Regions from separate parts of the Homo sapiens genome. Here region 2 is linked to region 1. Evidence: read pairs that join two places in POLR2A ChIA-PET (ENCODE). Cell type or tissue: HCT116. All regions are shown on one strand. Links, peaks and the distances in the headings refer to the core of each region. The heading gives the core; the rest is flanking DNA.

The links. Peaks named below come from ENCODE experiments on the same cell type or tissue, not always from the same donor. Only the 100,000 strongest peaks of a DNase experiment are listed, where the experiment ranks them.
Region 2: POLR2A ChIA-PET joins it to region 1 with 29 read pairs; 12 of 35 experiments call an interaction of 5 or more read pairs at or near these places.

Annotation. Positions count from the first base shown.
Region 1 is chr2:121,071,498-121,079,820 of GRCh38, forward strand. No RefSeq gene overlaps it. Among named protein-coding and RNA genes, the nearest start is that of TFCP2L1, 210 kb to the right of the region's middle. RefSeq lists enhancers at 2,912-3,762, 3,345-4,244, 3,763-4,614 and a silencer at 3,656-3,950. In HCT116, for the core only: a CTCF peak has its summit at 5,659 (motif pointing right); DNase peaks (open chromatin) are centred at 3,734 and 5,644; H3K4me3 peaks cover 632 bases; H3K27ac peaks cover 641 bases.
Region 2 is chr2:120,732,591-120,740,913 of GRCh38, forward strand. It overlaps GLI2 (GLI family zinc finger 2), which reads left to right and starts at 3,278. Exons shown (of 14, transcript NM_001374353.1): 1 at 3,278-3,695. It overlaps LOC124906073 (a long non-coding RNA gene), which reads left to right. Exons shown (of 3, transcript XR_007087219.1): 3 at 1,452-2,260. LOC124907881 (a long non-coding RNA gene) reads right to left here and starts at 5,071. Exons shown (of 2, transcript XR_007087221.1): 1 at 3,971-5,071; 2 at 1-998. RefSeq lists enhancers at 1,907-2,554, 3,194-3,363, 4,482-4,982, 4,983-5,483, 5,890-6,727 and 2 more. In HCT116, for the core only: a CTCF peak has its summit at 3,253; DNase peaks (open chromatin) are centred at 3,321 and 4,568; H3K4me3 peaks cover 2,838 bases; H3K27ac peaks cover 780 bases; H3K27me3 peaks cover 757 bases.

The DNA.
Region 1 (8,323 bases), core at 28-8,027:
GCTGAAGGCACAGGCGCCCCACGTTGTAACACCTCAGAAGTTCTGGGTTTCCAACTGAGTACCCAAACATAGAAAGAGCCCTGGTGCCCATCAGCACCAGGTGGGTGCACAGCCCATTGTCCTACAGAGGCCAGAGGAGCTCCCTGGAATGTACATCAGGCACGTCCCCATGGCCACGGGGCTCTGCAGTCCAACCCACCTATGTCCCCAGGTCACCTTTTAGGGCCTCCTCTGCTCCTTCCGCTTTAGCCGACTGGGCCTTCTTTCCAAAGCATTGAGCTCACCTCCACCCCAGGGCCTTTGCATTCACTGTTTTCCTTCCCTAAAAACGTCTGCTTCCAAATGTCCAGATGCCTCCTCCTTCTCAGAGTTTAGGTCTCGACTCAAATGGCAACTGCTTTAAGAGGCTGTCCTTGTCTTCCTGGGCCAAGGGTCCCTGGTCCCCATCACTCCGCCCTCTCAGACTGCTGTGAGGGATCTTTATGGATGTTATTACCAGCATTACATTACACAGTGTACGAATACTATATATTAATATGTGCTAGGATGCCAAGCTCCAAGACGGGGGCAGGGGGGCTGTCTTGTTCAGCTCTGTGTCCCCAGCCCCATCCAGCCCTGCACATCCTAGGTGCTCAGTAGCTAGTTACTGCATGAAGGAATGAGTGGAATTTGAATACTTATAAGGGAGGATTGGTGGCTGCTTCCCCTGTTCTCCCCCAGTGCCTGCGTTGTGGCATTTATGGTGTCATCTTGTCATTTACCTCTGGGTCCATCTCTTTCAAGGTGGTGAGTCCCCAAGAGAGGGAGAGAGGCTCAGGGCCTGTGGCTCCTTGGAGCTCAGAGAAGGTGCTCCCCTGTGGGTAGTCTCGCCCCGGCACCACTTGCTCCTGATCTCTGCACAACGGGTGGCCTTGGCCCCACGTCCCCTTCCCCTGGCACTGCTGCTGGGCAGGCATCTGGAGACCTGGGCTCTCACCGGCTCTTGCAACTCACTGGGTGACCTTAGGCAGGGCCCATCCTCTCCCTGGGCTCCCATTTCCCTGAATGCACAATGGGGGTCTTCTGAGACTCCTGAAGGGTCGCTAGTTCAACCCCTTGGAGTTGGGGGAAGCCCAGCTACCCTTCTCTGGCTTTTTTTGCGGGAGCGGTCTCAGCACCAATGCTTGGAGTTTGGGAAAATACACAGCTCTCCAGAGTGATGGGGAGCAGGGCTTCCCCGACTTGGTGGGGGCCAGTGATACCAGCAGCCACTTTTTAACTTGATCAAGAGCACGACTGCTATAGCCCAGTCATTGTATCCTAAGGGACAGGCCGCTCCCGCCTGATTGTATCCCCAACAAGGAACTAGGCCAACGCCGTACAGCCCACGTCAATTCCGTCCCTAACCCCTGCCAGCCTGGAGTTCCTGGGGGCATCACCCTCTCTCATCTGCAGCAACCACGTGGTGCCTCCTGCAGGAAAGCCCAGCCTGGCTCCCACTGCCCATTGCCGGGCTGGGCTCCACTCAGGCAGCCGCTGCTTCCTCTGCAGACCTTTTCTCTTCTGGGCGGGACAGGAACCCACGGCTGCTCAGGCACTGTGCCCCACTACCCCCTGGTCTTTGCACATGCTGTTCCCTCTGCCAGGATCACTGTGTTCCACTTTCCCACGTAGTCTGCAGAACCCGACCTGACAGTTCCCATCCCACAAGGGTTTCCCATCTCCTCCCATTCCGTTCCTACAGGCTCTGCCACCTGCACCAGTCAGAGTTCAGAGAAGTGGAACATTGGGACGTGAGAGGACATGCACGCGCACACACACACAGACACACACACACACACAGACACACAGACACAGAGACACACACAGACACACACACAGACACACAGACACACACGCACAGACACAGAGACACACACACAGACACACACACACAGACACAGACACAAACACACAGAGACACACACGCACACACAGAAACACACAGACACACAAAGACACACACACATAGACACAAACACACACACAGAGACACACACATGCAGGAACATACAGAAACATACACAGACATACAGACATACACAGACACACACACGCACTACACGGACAGACACGCGGACACCAACACACAGACACAAACACACAGAGACACACACACGCAGACACCCACAGACACACAGACACAGACACACACGCAGACACACACAGACACACAGACACACGCAGACACAGACACGTATACACACAGACACACACACAGACACACAGACACACCCACAGACACACACACAGACACACACACATACATATATAGACACGCACACACACACAGATACGCACAGACACACACAGATACATAGACACGCACGCACACACAGATACACACAGACACATGCAGACACACAAACACGTAGACACACACACACAGACACACACAGACACACACACACACGACCTATTACAGGGACTTGGCCTTGTGAAACCTTGGGCACTGGCCACCCCGTCTAAGGGAACTGCTGCTTCTCCGGTGCGTGGAGCTGGCAGGGCGGGCGTGGGGAAAAGGGGATGACCATGAAGTGGGGTAGGAGGACAAACGGAACCTGACAGGCTGAGCTGGAACTCCCACCGGGAAGTGGCAGACCCCAAGTCAATCTGTCCCCTGCTCTAAGCCTCTACCTTCGAGGATGGGCACCCCGTGGAAGAAGCCGGCACTTTCATGAACTAAGCATATACCTGGCCTGGGAGTCAAGAAGGCCACAGGAGGCTCTGGCTGGGCTGGAAGAGCTATGCCCCAGCTGCCTGGACACCAAATCCATCTCCTGAGATCAGCAGCACCTGCGAGTCCCCTGTGTGTTGGGAGGCACTGGCCCCTCTCGCCTTCTGAGTGTAAAAGGAAGACATGACTGCTGCTCCCTCTGCCCCTCCCCTGGGGCCCCAGATAACCCAAGCCTGTGCAGGGAAGGGAGTTCTGGGTGCTGCAGTTCAGCTCAGCTAGGCTGACCGGACACACATCTGTCACACCACCCCAGAGCCTAACCCATGCCGGGTCCTGGAGCTACTCCCGGTGGTGGCCACACTTCCTGCCTCCAGGAAATCCATCATCTCCTGGGAAAGACAAGTCAAGAGACAAAAACACCATTGAATGTGCACGGTGAGGTGGGCAATAGCCATGCAGGCCTGACGGGGAGAATGTGTCCCGTACCAGGGGAAGACTGCAGTGGCCCCCAGGGATGGAGAGGGCCGAGGTCCCGGGGAGGGGGCAGCTGTGCCAGCTCCAGGGCCTTCACTTCTGGGCCTTGGGCTGATGATGCTCCCCTGGGGAGGGCAAAAGGGAGGACAGCGAGGAGCAGGCTTTGGGTGGGACCAGCTGGGAACAATACCTGTGTCTGCCTTGCCAAGCCTCACAATTCCTATCTAGAAAATGGGGTTGTTGGGAGAATTGAAGATAAAATATATACAAGTATTGCACTGGACCTGACTCTCCCCACCCCAAAGTTGACCATTCCCAAAATTGACAGTGTCGTTATCTAGGTCCTAAAAAATCCAAGGGAGAAATGAGATTTCCTGTGTCTTCCCAGAAGCTACGCCACTGCTCTTGAACTTGGGAATTGCCACGAAGTGCAGGGGGTGGGGTGGACACGGAGGTCTGTAGGGCCGAGGAAAAAAAACACGACACAACTGGGGCCTTCCAGGGTCTCCCCCGACCCCTGTTCATCCTGCCTGCAGCACCTCATTCCCAACGAGGGCCTGCAGCCAGCTCCTGCCATCTGCCATGAGTTATAGAAAACAGGCAGTGATTAATCAGCCAGTCAACGCCGCGTGCAGCTATCCTCTTTCATTTATCTGCCCCCTGACCCCCCCAGCACAGTCCACGCAGCAATAGGCAAGTGTATTAATCATACGCTTTAAAAATATTTAAAGGAGGAGCTGAGCCTGGAGCAGAGTCTCCTTTAATGGACTCATTTTCAGCTGAGGGTGAGTATGCTAATTAGGAGATAAAACAAACGGGCTGTTTGAAATGCAAATGAGCTGCTGGGAGCACTTCTGGTCCCTTCCTTCCCTGCCGCCTGTTTGGGAGGCTAAATCTTATTTCTCCCAGCCGCTTCCCGCCACCGATTTCTAACCAGAAAAGATAGTGGCTGATTCTAAAACTGAGAGGTACTAGGTCGTGTTTTCACCGCCCCCCCTCCCCGCCCCCCGCCTTTGCCCTGGATCAAGGAGCAGAGAGGACAAAAGTTGCCCCAACTCCAACTCCAGCATGAAAAAACCCCAGCCGGGAGGGGAGGCGTGGCTGCTCTCCCCCCATCTCCTGGCACCCACCCAGTCCTCCCCATCTCTTGCCAACCCTGCCCCCTCAGTTTCTCTCCTCTCCTTTTCCTCTGCCTCTGCCCAGCTTGGCGTTTCCCAGCTCGCCTCCCTGCCCACCTCCTTGCCCTCTCCATTCCGTCAGCTGCTAGCAGGAGCCTCGGGCACAAATCCAGAGCCTTCCTGGCTGCAGCCTTTCCTGGGGTCCCAGGCACCACTCCCACCTACCACCCAGTCTAAACCCCGCCTCCTGTCCCCGCTGCCCTGGGGCCCTCCCTGCCCCATCACAACCACACACCTGCTATTCCCTCCTCTGGGCTTGGGGAATCCTAGTGCCCCTGCTTGGAGCCTTCCCTCCCACCTCCCGTGGCTGGCTCCCCAGCCCTTCAGGACTCAGGGCGCATCACCTCCTCAGGGAAGCCCTCAGACCTCCTGGTGCCTTCGTGATTCCTGGATCTGGCACCTGTCTTGGGTGTGACAAAGCATGTATGTGTTTGTGGATTTGTCACCCCTCTTCCCAGGACCTAGGGCTCCTTGGCGCAGGAGCTGTTTTCTCCCCTGCCATGCGCCGTGCCTGCTGGCACATGGCTAGCATCTAGTGAGTGCACACTGAGTTGAGTTGATTGCTAGGAGGCCCATGAGCTCCCTGCATCCCCTGACAGGCACTGCACCAGCCTAGGGAGCCCTGGCAGCTCGGGATGACCACCTGCTCTAAGGCAGGTCTGGAGAGGCAGAGAGGAGCATTCAATCCAGGGGCCACCTCATTTAAGATACGCAGTGTTCCACCTGGAAAGACGGCTCCAAGTCCACCCCTGCCAGTGGGGCTTGTCCCAGTGCAGCGTCTGCTTATTCTAGGAGACGGGAAGAGTGACCTGCACTGTCAGGCAGGGTCAGACGCTGCCTCTTAACTTCGCCGGCTCAGACTCTTGGCTGGTTCAGGTGTGGAGCTTCCAGCCCCAGCCCTACCCAAGCAGTCCCCAGGCGTCTCTTCAAGATTCCCAGAACCCAGGTGATCACAGTCTGGCTTCCATCTGTCCTGGGCACAGCCGAGCAGGAGCCCAATCATAATATCGGGGCATTAAATATTTAAACATTGTCTTCAGGTAACCGCCCCCCGCCCCCCGCCCCCCGCAAGTCTGAACTCTCTCCCGACTCAGTCCAGTTCACTGGTATTCTCATTCTCCAACTCCTTATCAAACTGTGTCTCAGGTGGGATTGTCTGGGAAGCAGACGCTGAGACGGAGTGAGGGGTGCAATAGCGTAACGGGGAGCACCACCTGTAAGAGGAGAGGGAAGAAGCAAGGTGGGCGGGGCCGGCCATCCTGATGCATCCTCCCTGCACAACCTGCACCTGCCAGCAGAGGGCGCCGGAGCAAAGCGCGCCCGTCCCATCTCAGGAGGCCTGTGGCCGCGGAAGGGGCCGGGATGGGGATCATTGCCCTGCTCAGTCCTTGCTGGGGCCACCCCAGAATAGTGTGCCTTCAGCTCGGAAACAGGCAAAGCCAACAGCTGGACCCCAGTTCGCAGCTGGGCATCAGTACTTTCTTGAAGGGAAGTCTAAGCGGCCATCTCCTTGGGTCTTAGCTTGAGTTCCCCTGAGGAGAAAGCCTGACACAGGCAGCAGGGAAGAAAGCTAGGGGAGACCTTCCAGAGTCTGGGATGCATCTCAGAACCATCGGCCTGGGGATGAAGGAGGGAGTTTTGCCCAGCTGCTTCTGCCCCTGCCGCTCGAGGGTGGCCCCGTGGTGTGGCCCCACACTTCCAGATACACAGGCGTGGGTGCTGAGCAGTTTCACCATACCCCACATGGGCCAGGTGCAAGGTGCTGTCCACCCCAGCTGTGTGAGGTTGGCCAAAGCCACGTGGAACTGGTCATGCAGCAGACAGACATGGGAGACAGCAGGTTGAGGAGGAGTCGGGAACATTGAGAGTTTGTTTGGGGACCCCATTAAAGTTGAGGTCTTATATAAACATCCAATCGCAGAAGGATGCATAGTTACCAACCTGTAGCTCAGGGAGCTGCCGGGCTGGAAACATACACTTGGGAACCACCTGCTTATGGACAACATGAAAAGCCATGGCCTGGATGAGTTCACTTAGGGGCAGAAAAGAGAAGAGGTGTTTGGATGCAGCCCTGAGAACCCTCTTAAGATAGAGAGAAGGGAAGAACAAGTCAAGGAGGTCAAGGCGGTGCTGTGGGGATGGGAGGGAAACCAGGGGCATGGCAGATCATGGGATGGGCTAGAGTGCGGGGAAGGCCTCGGAAGGGAGCCTGGACGGTCTGTCCATCCCAACAGCAGGGAAGACGTGGCCCCTCCATGGACATATGTGCTCAGATTGCTCTTTCTCCAGTGTACTCGAAAGCAAGGCATCAGCCTGAGAGTTTGGAGAAAGAAGAGGCTGCCGTGCCTTTGTGGGGAGAGCGAAGATGAGGAAAAGTCTCCCAAAACACTACGGGGGCGTGTTGGGATCTTTTCCCTCAATCAGGCTGAGCATATGTTCTGGTGTCCCACCTGCTCAGGCACCCCCTGGCTCCCCAGGATGTACATGTGTCAGGGTGAGCAGCCAAGGCCTAGAGCACCGTCCAGGCTTGTGGTCAGGGCGGAGGTGGGGCATTATCATGAGGCTCAAGGGTAGCATTTTGTTCCAGAGTGAGCATCTAGGGTGACATTTAGATGTGACTGCACTTCGAAGTCACCGGGTAAACTTGGACAAGCCCCAACTCACCTCCAGATGTCCCTGTTTCCTGACCTGCAAGAGGCGTGTGTTGGGGTGGGTGAGTCTGTTTCCATCTTTACATGTCTAGGAGACTCTTCCTTAAGCTACAGGGACAGAATGCCCAGATACCACCCTAGTCTGATCATAAGCAATGCTGACTGCAGCCAGCTGCGGCTGCACAGGACCTATTCCTGTCATTTCAGACGCTTCCAGAAAAAACAGAATCTATTAGATTTTAGGGTGATTGTAGCTGCAAAGTTCCAATGTGTAGGGACTGACAAGACGCCACCACTGACAGTGGAGGCCGCAGCTTCCTGTGGCTCCTCATTGAATGTGTGTCCGGCTCCGAATGCAGCAGGTCCACAGGTCACAACTCACTGTCCTGGGGACGGCGGCCTGACTGGTCCTGCTTGGTGAGTGGTCTGTCTGATTAATTCTGGTAAAGAAAGAGACCGCTTCAGTTTGCACTTTGAATTTTCCCTCCTACTGGTTACAGCTCTGGTGGGACAATTAACCACGTGCTGTGTTTGCCGAAAGTCTCTGTGGCACGATGCCAGGCACATGCGGTAGGGGTTGGGTGCTCACTGGCTGCGTGGCTGAACAAGGGCAAGATGCCTGGGTGGTGACTCTGAGAAACTCCCTGTTTTGTCCCCCCCGCCTTTGCATTCTGGTTCCTGCAAGCCCATCCCTCCCCATAACTCTGATAAATGGCCAGGCCCCTTGAGCAGAAGGAGGGGCATTTTCAGTGCACTGCAGGGAGCTGTGTAGGGCCTTGTTCTGCCTGACACCTTTATTAATCGCTCAGCCAGGAAGATAAACAGATTGTTAATTAAATTTGCAGATGTTGCTAAATTGGGTGGTGTTCTGATCGTTCAGTCCCCGGAAGATAGAATGGTCCCACATCGGGCCTCCGAGAGATCAGGCTGGGCCGATGCTAGGCCACAGGTGCTTTAGTGCGTGGGTAATAGCAATGCACTGATTATGGCCAGCGTTTGTTGAGCATTTACTGTGAGCCCAGGAATCACAGGTCTGGATTTCAGCTACTCACATGCTGGGGGCTTTGAGCAAGAGTTTTGCCCTCTCTGGGCCTGGATTTGTTCATCCGTGCAAGATAGGGGTCCCTCACAGCTGTGGCATTCATGAGCTTCAGTGTTTGGGACCTTGCCAAGTGGAGGCAGGGGCCCTGTTTTCCATTTCAGAGGGTGATCAGCGCCCACTGTCCCCGCACTAAGCTCTACTCTTTTGGGAAGTAGAGAGAGTCTTGAGTCCCGGATCTTGGGGTGGGGGGATCTGGGGGATCTGAGGGGTCTGGGAAGGCCTG
Region 2 (8,323 bases), core at 277-8,276, 340 kb before region 1:
TGCTATGAGGGACCCCAACTAGCCTGAGTAAAGAGACCACATGAAGAGGTGCATGGAAAGGAACTGAGGCCCCCCACCAGCCAACAGTCAGCACAGACCGCCAGGCAGCGGAGCCAGAGTCTTCAGAGGATCCCAGCCTCAGCCCTGAAGCTTTCCAGTGGAGGCCTGACACTGTGGAGCAGAGACAAACTGCCCCTGTTATACCTCGTTCAAAATCCTGATGTGCAGAAGCCACGAACATAAGAAATGGTTGTTTCCTTCCGTTGAGTTTGCGGGTGATTTGTTCTATGACTAGTCACTAGAATACGGGGAAATAATGAACAAGCTGCTTCCTTTTGGGCCTGGTTTTTCTCGTCATTCAGGCCCATTTCACAGAAAGGGAGAAGGAAGAACTGGAACACTCCACTTCCCCTTCTCCTAGTCCACCCTCCCTCATTCCTCATTCCTTCTTATCAGTGCAACCTCATCTCCCCAGGAAAGCGTTCTCCTTCTCTGTACCACTCCCCTCCCCAAGCTCACCTCCCAGCTTGCTCAGGTCTCCAATCACCGGCTCCCACAGCACGGTGGATTTTCCTTTACCCAGTTTGTGATTATATGTTTGTTTGTGGTTATTAATGAAACATAAGCTCCCTAAGGGGAAAGATCTTGTAGGTGTTGCTCACTGTGGTGTCGAGCCACTTAGCACAGTGCCTGGTACTGATTGAATGAACCAGACTGGCCAAAGGTCATACACTTAGTACCAGATCTGGGACTAGGACCTGGTGTCCCAGCGCTCAGTCGAAGGCTTCCCTGGCCACACCAGTTTGCCTCCACTCCAAACCTTCTGCTGCTTTTTTCAGCGCCCAAACTTCTGACCATCTAGAGATTCAGGCACGGTGTCTACAGAGTTCTCCTCCAACCAAAAAACATTCTGTCTTCATCTCGACAGCCATCTTCTTGCCAAAATAAGCCGGGAAAGGTTATGTGAGTGCCTGGAGTCCAGCAGGAGTTGAGCTGGTCTGAGAAGAAAAACAGAGAAGAAGGAAATATCCTAAAACATTGATTTGTTTAAACTTCTTCACAAACTTTACAACACAAGGAAATCAACAGAGACAAGCTCATAATGAAGTAATCAGCCAACGCGGCTAATATTCCAGCAATGAGAAATGATTCCCTACATGTCATGGGGCAGATATGAATAGGGTCATTAAAATATGGCCAAGGAGGGGAGGGAGAGTTTACTTTTTCTGTCTCCTTAGAGTCTGTGTTCTGAAAGCTCAGCAGGAATTTAAACAAATAGCACGGAGGAATGGTGAATCTGATCATCTTTAAAGAAAAAGCCCCTTTCAAACTTCTCTTTAAATCATTGGCTTATGCAAGTTTCGCTTTTTAAAAATGCTGCCGACCTTTTCCCCCCAAACAAAATTAGCATCAAATTGTTCTAATATTTTTCTGCATATTTTTTTCTCTAGGTCAAGAAGAAATTGTTGCTCCATCATATAAGTGAATGTCAGGAGGAGGAAGGAGGATCTTAAGGAATGAAGTTCTAATGCATCCTCTTTGATTAAAAAGTAAAAGAATAAAGTTAGCAGAGGATAAAAGGTATATGGAGAGAGCCACCCACAAAAAGGGTTGCACCGGTGAAATGGGCCTGTGTAGGTCACATCCCCTCAGGGAGGGTAGCATTGGGTCCCTTGCATTTCAAATAAAATGCAATTTTAGGAACAGGGGCTGAAGGGAGAGACACTTCCACCCACCTCAACAGGGCAATTTTTTAAAAATTTAATTTAATTAATTTATTTTTTTGAGACAGAGTCTCGCTCCATCACCCAGGCTGGAGTGCAGTGGCGCCATCATGGCTCACTGCAACCTCCATCTCCCAAGGGGTTTGAGAGATTCTCCAGCCTCAGTCTCCCAAGTAGCCGGGATTACAGGCGCGCGCTACTATCCCTGGCTAATTTTTTGTATTTTTAGTAGAGACGGGGTTTCACCATGTTGGCCAGGCTGGTCTTGAACTCCTGACCTCAGGTGATCCCCGTGCCTCGGCCTCCCAAAGTGCTAGGATTACAAGCGTGAGCCACCGCGCCCGGCCCAACAGGGCAAATTTAACTGAACTTACAGTACAACCACCCGAAGCTCTGGGAGGATGGCAGAGTGCTCTGACCTTAGACTAGTTACTTAACTTTTTAAAGCATCAGACTTCCCACCTGTAAAAACACGAGAAGAGAACCTTCCTTACAGAGCTGTGAAAGTCCAATAATACAAAGAAAATATAACATCACCTGGCACTTGGTAGAGTGTTCTACAAACGTTAGGAAGAATAAAACCAGAAATTCCCCCCAAGACCCTCTTCGGGTGAGGCCCAGGGGCCCTGGAGAGGGTGGCAGGCCCGGGGGTGTGGGGAGGACACTTTAGCCAGCTGCCCCCAATTCTCCTCCAAGCCTGGCGGCCCAGTTCCGGGCTGTGGTGTGGCTTGAGGGCCCAGGGCTCCTCACTGAGCTTGCTTAAGCAAGTTCTTTCACACACAGCCCCATATACACTTTGGCTAGAAAATTCAATGAGGAGTTTTTTCTTCCTTCTTTCTCTGTTGTTGTTGGGTTCTGATTACTTCCATCTGGCTTCAGCGGCTCGAGTGGAGTCTCTAAAACACACAACACAACAAAACAAAAACCCACCCTGCAAGCCACATGCACCAAACCTAGAAGGCTGCTTCGTTTCTCGCCAGCGTGTGCTCAGATGGCGACGAGGGCTAGCGGCGGCGGGGGACGCCTCAGGACCCCCGGCACCTGCGCTCGCTGCCCGCGGGAAGAGGGTCCGCGTGGACCCAGCCCCCGCGTCCCTTCTCTGGCGTCCCCGGCTTCCGCGCGGGCGTCCAGAGAAGCGGGCGCCCTGGGAACAGCGACCCAGGCATCTCCCCGAGGAGGGAAGTGGGAGGTGGGGAGGGCGGGGGGATTTCAGAGATTGAAAACAGAGCAGCCCTTGCCCCTCAGCTCCGGAGCTCATCTGACTTGAGTTAGCGACACCCCCAACCCCCCCCCCCACACCTAGTCGTCTAAAAAAAGTGTCGGAGATTGGCGCGTCCTTTGGTTCCTTTCTCGAACTTTCCTTGTAGGTGCGTTTTCTTTCCTTGGTGCTGGGTGGGGAGAGTCCCTGTGCTCCCCCTTTCCCCTCCCCCCGCCCCGGCGGCGTTCGGGTCCCCCTGCGTCCCCCGGCAGGGAGCGGGCGGGCTGGCTGGCGGGTTCTTGGGGCCCGGGTGTGCCCGCACCGTGCGCGCGGGGGCGCTGCGCAGTCCGGCGGCGCTGATGGATTGCAGAAGTGCCGGCGCTTGCCAGCCGAGGCAGCACGGCTCCGCGGACTTTTTTTCAAACTCCCATCAATGAGACTTCGAGGAGGAGCGGGCGGCGGCGGCGGCTGCGACTGCGAACGCGGAGGAAGGCCAGGAGCCGCAGGAGGAGCCGGAGGAAAGAGCTTGGGCCGCGCGGCGCGCCGCAGCCTCGGGGAGCCGCCTGCTCGCCGGCGGTAGGGGCTGCGCGGCGCCCGCCCGCCTCTCGGTCCCCTCTCTTGCCTGGCCCGCCCCGCCCCGGCTGGCTGGAGCCCCGGCACAAGGCAGCCAGCCGAGGGTCGCCGCGCCAGCCAAGGTGGGATGGGGGCCCACAGCCACCGCCCGGCGCCCGAGAGGCCACCTGCGTGCTAGAGGCAAACTTTTGTCTCTCTCGGTAAAGTTGCATTGGCCTTCTTTTGCTTGCTTTTCGTGACGAAGCGCCTCCCACCTCGGCCAAGCGCGGGCCGACTGGGATGCTGCGCCGTCTCGGGGGGTCCCTCGGCCGGGTACCGGCGCCTAGGCCTTGGGATCGGGGCCCTGGGCTTCGGGGGACTAGAGGCTAGTAGGCGCGACCCCGCCTGGGGCTCTGGACGAGCAGGGCGGGGACGTAAGGAGAGTCCTGGGGCTTGGAGCTCGTGGCCAGAGGTCGATGTTGCACCCTCTCCCTACCTGGGGGAGAGCACCACTCTTCTCGGGGTGCACAGCGAGCCGGCCTCCGCGCGCCGGCGGGGGTCTGTTTTTTCAGGGGGTGGAGGGTGGGATCGGAGGCTGGGATGCTCCGAAGCTGCCGTAGGTGGGCATGGGAGCGTGTCTGCGGGCGTACTGAGCGCGGAGGGGCTGCAGCCAGCCACTTGAGAACTTCGAACTCCACTTCTCCGCGCTGCGCGTCCCGGAGCCCTGCCTTTCTTTCTTCCTTCCTCAATCCTTCCTCCCCCTCGCCCGGCCCGGCCGCCCCCTCCCCCTCTGCTGGGCTCTCCTCCTCGGCCCCCCCTCTTTGCCTCTCTTCTCCTCCTCTCCTGCCCTCGGCCCTGAGATCCGCTTGACTTCCCAAAGGGATCCGCACGTAATCCTTTGCCGGGTCCTCCGGTTCCCCCTTCCACCTCACTTTCATCCCTGCCCCCCTACTCATCGTCTCTCCCCACCCCCGACAATCTCTCAACAAGTATATTTGCTGAGGAATTTGAAAAATCCACTACTGCAACTTGATCTGTATGTGATGGATGGGGAGAGGCGCGGAGAGAGTTGGGCGCCAATCCTATTAAGGGTTTAGAGAGGGGAGTCTTTTCCCCGGACGGGGCGGGGGCGGGGAGCTGGGAGGGAGCGTGTGCTTGCGTGTGTGAGTGTGAGCGCGCCCGCCGCGCTGGAGAGCTGGGAGTCCACCCAGCTCGGCGCCTTTTCAGCCCGGCGGTAACTGCTGTCATTTCCTAGGAAACCCGACTTTTACCGCGCGGGGAGCTGGGGATGGAGCCCGTGCGCCTCACCCTGGGTGATCGGTCGCTGAGGCTCTCGGGGACCTCGAGCCCCCCCGAGGGTGCCTCTTTCCACTACCTTCTCTTTTGTGTAATTGTTCTGTGGCTCCTAGAGTTGATCCCAGCTGGAAAAGTAGACCTGTCCCTACTGTCTGGTCCCGCGCCCTGGGAGTCTTGTAGGCGTCCCTCTGTCCCCCAGCCCGGGCATCCCGCTCGGTGCGCGACCTCTGGCACGGGCTTTGCAGCTCGGTGGCCGCAGCGGTGTCCCGGGCCCCCTCTCCGCCGCTCTTGCCGGGCGTGTGAAGGTTTAATCCCGACAGCTTCAGATAAAGGGAGCAGTTGTAAAACGCTCATAGGCTGTTTGCAGACGAGGCTCTGGGGGATGTAGGAGAATTTGAAAGTAAACGTTTCCCTCGCAAGCAGCATAAAATAGTGTTTAAACAAATATTGTATTGGCATGCTCAGGGGGCTCGGTGCCAAAAAGTAAAGTAAATAAACTGTGAAATCCAAAATATACAGCGGGGAAAGCGGAGGAATAGGCGGGTTTGTCACAGGCCTCCCTGATGAGACCAGTTTGTTCCAGCCACCTCACCTGCCAGCTTTCTCTCCGCCCATTTCCTTACCTTGCTGGGAGTTCCCTTGGCTGGGTTTCCCTGTGTCTGGGGACAGGCCCTCCCTGGGGCCTGGGAACGGCTTTGCAGTTGCTTGTTTAGGGGGAAGCTCACGGTGTGGCTACCTGGGCCTGACTCCACAGGGACGGGGGGCACCTTGGCTATGCCTGGCTGCTTTGAGTTTGGAGGCTCTTTATTTAGGCTTTTCCCAGCTTCTGGTCTGTCCTGGGGCAGTCATTCTAGAATGTGGAATCCAGATCCATCAGGGGCCTTCTCTTCTTTTTGACTATGCTTCTTGTGCCTCTTTCTTCATCGTTCTTGCTTTTGTTTTCCTAGACTTGCTGCTTCTCTCTTGAGGGTTACAGGAAATTGTGGAGATGTTTTTCCCTGGGATTCGAATTCCACTCAAGCCCAGCCATATGGAAAGTTGTCGCTTGTCTGATGAGTTTTAAAGTTAATTATATTTGGTAAGATTTAGGGTGGTTTTATTTTCTCCTCTGCTTCGAGAAATATGCCAGTTTCACGAAATTGTTTCGTGATTTTAGGGGATTTAAGCTAATACAGGGAAGATCCTGCATTTGAAAGAGCCCAGCTGCCCAGGAGGTATCCCTCAGGTGAACCAGCCTTCAGTTGGGCTAGCATCTGAGTGAGAGACTGTGGTCAGAACGGTCTATTTGCAAAGCCTCTTGGAGAGAATTAGAATTATAGGTAGAAAGAATTAGAATGATAGTAGAAAGAGCCTCCCAAGCCACCGAGGAACAAGGTAAGACTGCTAGAGATGGTTTTATCCTCTGTGGGAATCGATTTGACTGAATTTGCAGTGGGTTCAGATTCCTTCAGCAGAGACTTCCGGGCTGCTCCCAAACTCATTCTGCTCTGGCCTTGAAGGGGACTCTTGACTCGTGGCTTCCTTGAAGCTTGTGTGGAGTTAGCGAGGCCCTTGTGGCCAGGCAGCCTTGGAGTGGAGTGCCACTTCACTCTCCCAGGGATGCTCTGGTCCACTGGTGGAGAGAGCACCGAATGCAGAGTCAATCCTTTGAGTTGCTTGGTCAGAAGAGGGGGCCGCAGGGCTTCTGGTCAGTGGCTCATTGCCTGGCTGCGGGGGTCTTGGGGGCTGTGTACTGTAGCTGGCTTGTTTGCACTGCAGACTGAAAAATACACAAATACTTCACGCTTTTTGTACTCCCACAAGTGCCCTGTACACAGTGCAGCCCCTGGGGCTGGATTAGCAAACCAGGGATTCAGCAGGCAGGCAGACAAAATTGGATATTTGCCTAATAAACACCCTTCTTCCATTGTCCCCCACCCCTGCCCCGGGGGTACTCCACGGGAAAACTTCACTCCACAGATGCCAGCAGTTCCCTTTAAATGGGAGTAGGAGGTTGTCATGTGCACTTTGAAAGCTTGTGTGACCCCCTCACACCCAGCTGGCTTGTTAAAGCCTAGAATCGGAGTCCTACATCCTTGTGTACTCTTTGGGTAGGGCAGCTGGCCTTTTCCTGGGGAAAGTGTGTTTAGCCCAGCTTCCTTTCATCTGCATGGCTCTTGCGGCAGGGAGGTGGAGCAAACCAGCCTTGCTTCTTGGAGGCTGTGGGGAGGAGAAAGGGGTTCTACCTGGGCCAGAGCCTGTTTCCTAGTGGACAAGGGGCAGCCAGGCCAGGTGGACCTCGCTGTGGACAGCTGCAGCTGTTCCCGCTGGGCCAGGGCCCTTTGAAAAGGAACCCGGGGGAGCACTTCCCCCCTTTCTTCTTTTCACTAAGTGTCAGAGGCATGGACAAGTGAAACACGTGAAGAATGCCAAAGAGAGAAACAGTGTTTTCAGATTCCAGAAAATTCAGAGGCAGAATAGGTGATTGTACCAACAACCAGAATGTACAGTGATTTCAGTTGCTCCTGAAATTGCTCCTGCACTTCTAAAGAAATCGGGGAGGAAAAACTGCTCTCTAATTGTTTCCTCAGGCTTGTTTAACAGATTTGAGAAAGGGTCATCCGACATTGATGTTTGAGAGTGTCCTTTGAAAAAGAGTGGCACCTTCAACACTTTTCTGGTTTTCAAATAAACACACAACACCGGATTCAACATTAATCATTTTCTCTGAAATTAATTTGAGGGTTTGCTGTGGAATATCAAGAATTAAAAAAAAAATCATTGATTATTATTTTTAGGTTTAGAGGATGACAAAAGCATCCTTAACCCACAAAACTGTATTTAAAACCTGGGAAAATGCACAGATGATAACGGTATACTTTCTGTGCATTTAATATCTTATTTTCCCCCAATTCTTTCATCAGCACAGTAATTCTCAATAATCCTGTTTGTGTTGTTTCTGGTTTCTTAAAAAACATACACATGGGGGAAAGTAACTCATTTAAGATGTGACCAAAGAGTACTTATTAAACTGTTTTGGGGATTTGGGTTTAAATTGAATAATGTTTTGTGTGTGTGCTTGCACATGTGTGTTGTTTAAAAAAAAAAAAACAGGTTGCTGGGAAGTGTGTTTTAACTGTGAGTGCCGGGTTTCAGCTATTAGCATAAGAAAAAAAGTTTTAGTGCGTTTGCCATTGTCTTGAATGAAGAGTTCAGCAAAGGGAAGGAAAGCCGCAAAAGGGTGATGGTCCATTGAGATTCTTCTGCAGCCCCGAGCTCGTCATCTGCCTCTGAAATCTGTGATCGGATATCACTTTTATCTCGCTTTTCCATTCTCTGGCCTTTTTCACACGTTCACTTTTGTCAAGGTTTATTGATTATGTTTTCTTCTCTACAAATCTGTGGAAAATTTAATGAACCAAAAACAGCAGTGAAATAAAGGGGACTTTTTATTCATTAGCACGGGATTGGGATTGATTCCCTCTTTGGGCAGCCGAGGGCCCCAGGCCTCCTGCAGGCAGCTAGAGGGAGGAGGGAGGGTGGCCCGGCTGCAGGCTGAGGCGGGGACTCCACA